Regions from separate parts of the Homo sapiens genome. Here region 2 is linked to region 1. A link is an interaction called in ENCODE POLR2A ChIA-PET data of the cell type or tissue named here. Cell type or tissue: PC-3. All regions are shown on one strand. Each heading gives the region's core, and the rest is flanking DNA. Links, peaks and the distances in the headings are about the cores only.

Evidence for each region. ChIA-PET counts read pairs that join two places held together with the same protein. Peaks named below come from ENCODE experiments on the same cell type or tissue, not always from the same donor. Only the 100,000 strongest peaks of a DNase experiment are listed, where the experiment ranks them.
Region 2: POLR2A ChIA-PET joins it to region 1 with 13 read pairs; 1 of 35 experiments calls an interaction of 5 or more read pairs at or near these places.

What each region holds. Positions count from the first base shown.
Region 1 is chr19:783,437-786,336 of GRCh38, reverse strand. LINC01836 (long intergenic non-protein coding RNA 1836) reads right to left here. Exons shown (of 2, transcript XR_001753829.3): 2 at 634-1,522. Among named protein-coding and RNA genes, the nearest start is that of LINC01836, 2.1 kb to the right of the region's middle. In PC-3, for the core only: no CTCF peak of the experiment used is centred there; no DNase peak of the experiment used is centred there; H3K4me3 peaks cover 1,305 bases.
Region 2 is chr19:1,857,331-1,860,230 of GRCh38, reverse strand. The region is part of intron 1 of KLF16 (KLF transcription factor 16); the gene reads left to right. Among named protein-coding and RNA genes, the nearest start is that of KLF16, 4.8 kb to the left of the region's middle. RefSeq lists an enhancer at 2,771-2,820. In PC-3, for the core only: no CTCF peak of the experiment used is centred there; no DNase peak of the experiment used is centred there.

The DNA.
Region 1 (2,900 bases), core at 115-2,614:
AGCTGGGACTACAGGTGCCCACCACCACGCCCGGCTAATTTTTTTGTATTTTTAGTAGAGACGGGGTTTCACCGTGTTAGCCAGGATGGTCTCGATCTCCTGACCTCATGATCCGCCCGCCTCGGCCTCCAGAAGTGCTGGGATTACAGGTGTGAGCCACGGCGCCCGGCCTGTTTCAGGACTTTTTTCAAAGCCTGTTTCCAAACCCCAGAATCTACAAGGATGATACAGATGTTTTTTTTTTCTTTTTGTATTCTTTTTATTCTTTTTTTTTTTTGAGATGGAGTCTTCCTTTGTTGCCAGGCTGGAGAGCAGTGGTGCAATCTTGGCTCACTGCAACCTCCGCCTCCCAGGTTCAAGCGATTCTCCTGCCTCAGCCTCCCAAGTAGCTGGGATTACAGGCGCCCGCCACCACACCTGGCTAATTTTTTGTAGTTTTAGTAGAGATGAGGGTTCACTAGGTTGGCCAGGCTGGTCTCGAACTCCTGACCTCATGATCTGCCCACCTCAGCCTCCCAAAGTGCTGGTATCACAGGCGTGAGCCACCAGGCCCGGCTGGAAACAGATGTTTCTAAAATGTTTTACAAGGTAGCAGCGTAGTATAACTGTTACACATCTGCTATTGTTCATTTCTTAAGTGGTCCTCAAGACTTTTGTATCCATTTATTCCCTGATGTGTTTGAAAACTAACATTTCCCAGACTTGTGTGGCCCAACATTTAAAAATAAGAGTTGGGGAGTTCCTGACCATCCTGGCCAACATGGCAAAACCCCGTCTCTACTAAAAATACAAAAATTAGCCTGGCGTGGTGGCACACGCGTGTAGTCCCAGCTACTCGGGAGGCTGAGGCAGGAGAATTGCTCAAACCCAGGAGGCGGAGGTTGCAGTGAGCCGAGATCACACCACTGCACTCCATCCTGGGCAACAGAACAAGACTCCATCTCAAAATAATAATAATAATAATAATAATAATAATAATAATAAATAAATAAATAAAAATAAAAGAGCTGGCAACAAAGGAGAAATCTAACATCCCCAAACAATCTAGAGGTAACAAGTGGTTAGTATTTTGGATGTTATAGAGGTTTTTTTTTTTTCAGACGGAGTTTCACTCTTGTTGCCCAGGCTGGAGTGCAATGGCACAATCTCAGCTCACCGCAACCTCCGCCTCCCGGGTTCAAGCGATTCTCCTGCCTCAGCCTCCCGAGTAGCTGCGCCACCACGCCTGGCTAATTTTGTATTTTTAGTAGAGACGGGGTTTCTCCACGTTGGTCAGGCTGGTCTCGAACTCCCGACCTCAGGTGATCCGCCTGCCTCAGCCTCCCAAATGCTGGTATTACAAGCGCGCCCGGCCTGGAAACATCACTTTGAACACTTGCAGACCGTCCTTCCTCCTCCTGGTCATCTTCCAGATGCAGGAGCTGGTAGCTGAGGGTGTCATCTGTGGGGCCACAGTCCTCTGTGGCCGGGCAGTGCTGCCCCTGGCGTTGGCCCCTCATTCTGCTGGTCCAGCAGTTCCTTCCTGGGGACGTGCAGGGGGAACACAGGCCCTGGCATCGGACACGCAGTCAGCGCACACAGACCCGTCCATCCAGCGCCAATGCCACATTCCACACATGCCAACAGCACCTCCCTCCTGTCCCTGCCATCGTCCCCAACCCCGCACACCAGCCGCCCCTTTGAAGTCCTCAAGCCTTCCTATCACAACAGCAGAGCCTGACAAACAAGAAGAAAAGCCAGGGCCAGGCACTGTGGCTCACGCCTGTAATCCACCAACCTGGGATGTCGAGGTGAGAGAATCACTTGAGCTCAGGAGTTCAAGACCAGCCTGGGCAACGTGGCGAGACCCCATCCGGAAATTTTTTTTTTTTTTTTTTGAGATGGATTCTCCCTCTGTCGCCCAGGGGCACGATCTCACCTCACTGCAACCTCTGCTTCCCGGGTTCAAGTGATTGTCCTGCCTCAGCCTCCGGAGTAGCTGGGATTACATGTGCGCCACCACACCTGGCTAATTTTTGTATTTTTAGTAGAGACAGGGATAGTCTCAAACTCCTGACCTCTAGTGATCTGTCCGCCTCAGCTTCCCAAATTGCTGGGATTACAAGAGTGAGCCACCGTGCCTGGCTGCTAAAGTTTTTTTTTTTTTTTTTTAATTAGCTGGGCGTGCTGGCGTATGCCTGTGGTCCCAGCTACTCAGGAGGCTGAGGCAGGAGGATCACTTGAGCCCAGGAGGTCGAGGCTGCAGTGGGATGTGATCTTGCCACTGCACTCCAGCCTGGGTGACACAGCGAGACCCTGTCTCTACAAAAATAAATAAATAAACAATGGGCCGGGCGCAGTGGCTCACGCCTGTAATCCCAGCACTTTGGGAGGCCGAGGTGGGTGGATCACAAGGTCAGGAGTTCGAGACCAGCCTGGCTAACATGGCGAAACCCCGTCTCTACTAAAAATGCAAAAATTAGCCAGACGTGGTGGCTCATGCCTGTAATCCCAGCTACTTGGGAGGCTGAGGCAGGAGAATCGCTTCCACCTGGGAGGCGGAGGTTGTGGTGAGCCGAAGTTGCGACACTGCACTCCAGCCTGGGCGACAAGAGGGAAACTCTGTCTCAAAAAAAAAAAAAAAAAAAATTTAGCCGGGCGTAGTGGCATATGCCTGTAGTCCCAGCTACTTAGGAGATTGAGGCAGGAGGCTCATTTGTGCCATTGGGGTCAGGGCCGCAGCAAACTATGATTACGTCACTGCGCTCCAGCCTGGGCAACAGAGCGAAATTCCAGGAAGGAAGGAAGGAAGGAAGGAAGGCCACAGTGATCCTTTCCCTGCCACCCCGAGCTTCTGGGTCGAGCCAACAGGGTTAAAATTCCCGGGCATCTTCCTAGAGGAAAATTCTAGAATCCGTTGG
Region 2 (2,900 bases), core at 204-2,703, 1.1 Mb before region 1:
TGGTTACGGAGAGTGAGCGAGCCAGCGAGTTGGGGCGGGGGCGGGAGGAGAGGCTGGCTGTCGGCTCCCTGCTCTCCAAACCCCCTGCATCCCCGGAGGGCCCCCCCCCCGCCCCCGGCATGCCAGTGCCCGGCACACCGTCAGCCTGCACCTCCAGAGGGTTTGCCGACACCCTCCCCAGGAGAGGGGCTCAGACCTGGAAGGGTTCTTCTCACCCAGGGCTTCTCTCCTCCGCACTTACCGAGACATTTGGGGCCTGATCGTTTTCTGGGGAGGGGCTGTCCTGGGCACTGCAGGGGGTTATGCAGTGTCCCCAGCCTCTACGCACTCCATGGCAGGAGCACCCCCTCCCCAGTCGTGACAATCACAAATGTCCCCAGACCTTGTCAGGTGCCCCCCAGGGGGCTGCAGGGTCACCCCCAGTTGTATCCCACTCTGAAGTCCCCTGCCGCAGGCCAGCACCCAGCATCCCAGTCCCCGCGCCCCAGGACTTAGGGAACTGTGTCCGTGGTGGCGGGGGGCGGGGTGGGGGGTGGCAACAGGGATGCTAGTGATGACGGAAAGCGCTTCCTGGAGGAGGCAGCCTGAGGCCCACTGGGCTGGGTGGGGCAGGGAATGGGAGAGGAAGGGCGTGCTGGCTCTGGGGTCTGCTGTGGAGGTAGGGACTTGAGGTGGGGAGGGGGCACCTCGGCAAGGTGAATCCCTGCACTTAATCCCGAGGGTGGGGACGCTGGGGGCGGCAGTGAGGCAGGCTGGGCTTTGCAGAGGCAAATCCATTTATGGAGAAGGGATTAGGATCAGAGAGGGGTTGAGGAGGGCAGGACGAGATGTGGGAGGGATCGAGGCGTGCTGGTCTACGCACTGGGTTGGAGGGAGACTCCTCAGGACGAGGTGTGCAGAGGAGTGTCTGAGTGCCTGCCAGGTTTCTGATCCCTTGCTGAAGAGGGCCCCAGGAGGACAGGTGGGTGGGGAAACTGAGGCCCAGAGGGGGAAGCAGCCATGCCCCACTTCATTCTCTCCTCCACCCCCAGGCAGAACTATGCGCTCCTGTAGGGTTGGGATGGCAGTGCTGGTGGGCAGAGCTTGGGAGAACTGGCAGCTTATCTGGGGAGGGTCGGAGTGGGGCAGTGCCAGGCCATAGGGGGTGGGGGGTAGGGGGCCAGGGACTGCCCTCCCCCACCCACCGCCTCTCCAGCCTGCAGAGTGCAGAGAGCAGCTGGAACTGCCTGCAGGTGCCCCAGCTAGTGGGATGGGGAGGGCTCCCCCAGGGTTGTGGGGGGCGATAACCACCCCCACCCAGGCTCTCTGATAAAAGCAGCCCAGATCGGTGGGGAGGAGGCACATGATACCAGCAGGGTGAGCTGTGGGGGCGGGGGGCACCACCCTGGCTTAGACCATTTCTGGAACAGAGGTTACACAGGCACCAGGGTCCTTGAGGGGGTTGTCCCCTGCCGACCCCCAGGTACCCAGAGTCTGGTGCAGGAGGTCCTGGCCTGGGTTGGGCCTCAGGTGGGCCTCCTTTTATGTAGAAGGGAGTAGTGATAGTTTGGCGGCGGGGTGGGGAGGACAGGAGTATTCAAGATGCTGAGCAAACATTATCTGCCCTTGCTCTTGTTGGAACCAGAGCTTGATCCCCTAGGCCTGCATTCTCCTTTTCCACAGATATGCATTAAGCACCTGCTGTATACCAGGCCTGTGCTGGGCATTGCCGGGGACCCAGCCGTCAATGAAGTGCCTGCCTTCTGCTCCCACTGGAGTGCAGGGGTGCAGATATTACACCCACAAGATGCATGCGTTTTTGGAAGCCTGGTACAAAGACAGAGAAGCTGACCAAGGGTGCTTGGGGGGCACCAGGCCACTGTGAGGGGCACTGCTGCTCAGAGAAGCTCCGGGCAGGATCAGCCATCAGTTTTGACCCTAGGCCAGGGCGGAACTCAGGAAAGCCAAGCGCAGTCTGGGTGCCCAGGCGGGAGCTGCTGGACTACTGCACTAGTCCAGGAGTGAGCTGGGAGGGGCAGGGTGGGGCCTGGACGGATCCCGAAGGTGATGGGATTTGGCTGGCAGGTGGCACGTGGGGAGGTACGGGATTGACACAAGGGTGGGTATGCCTGCCTGCGTGTTTGGCGGGAACAGCAGGGGGTTTGGAAAGGGGAAGTCTACTGGAGGAGTGGGGATGGGGGAGGAAGGAAGCTTTGGCTTTGGGAAGTCAGGGGAGCTAGGGGCAGAGTGGGTGTGGGGGTTGCTATGGCCCAGTAGTATTCGAGACCCCACCCCCAGGCTGGCAGGGCCTCACCACCAGTGTTCCCCCTTTTCTGCAGCGGCTCCCAGAAGCAGCTGCCTATAGGTTCTATAGAACCTGCTCAAGGATCACCTTCAGGAGCTCCTCCCTTCCCTGGGTGGGTAAGAGGCCTCCCCAGCCCCAGCCTTTCCTGGCTCTCCTGGGATGCTTGCTTTGCGGCTGGGGCTGGTCTTCCCCACCTGTGCCCTCCCCTACAGACCCGACCCCACCTGTTAGGTGGACGTGAGTGCCCCGGCAGGCAGCCGGCCACAGCCCCCCTCCCCACCCCAAGGCCCCCCAGACAAGCTCAGGAGGTGAGGCTTCCCTGTCGGAACCAGGGCCCTTGGCACAGTCCCGCAGTCCTGTCTCCAGGCCCCTCCTGTGCCGGCTCAGACGGGGCCGGGCCAGGTTTCCAGGACTTCCTGGACTCCATTTTTCTGAGCCTGCCTGTTTCCGAGGCTGTCCTGAGCTCACCCGGGCCCAGCCTGAGTCAGAGGGTCAAGTCCACCGCGGCCCCGCCCACACTGCCCTCCCGCGTTGTCCCCACCCACCGCATCCTCAGGGCGCTGCGTCTCGGCCAGGTAGCGCGGAGCAGCTGGGTGGCTGTGCACCTGGGGGCCCG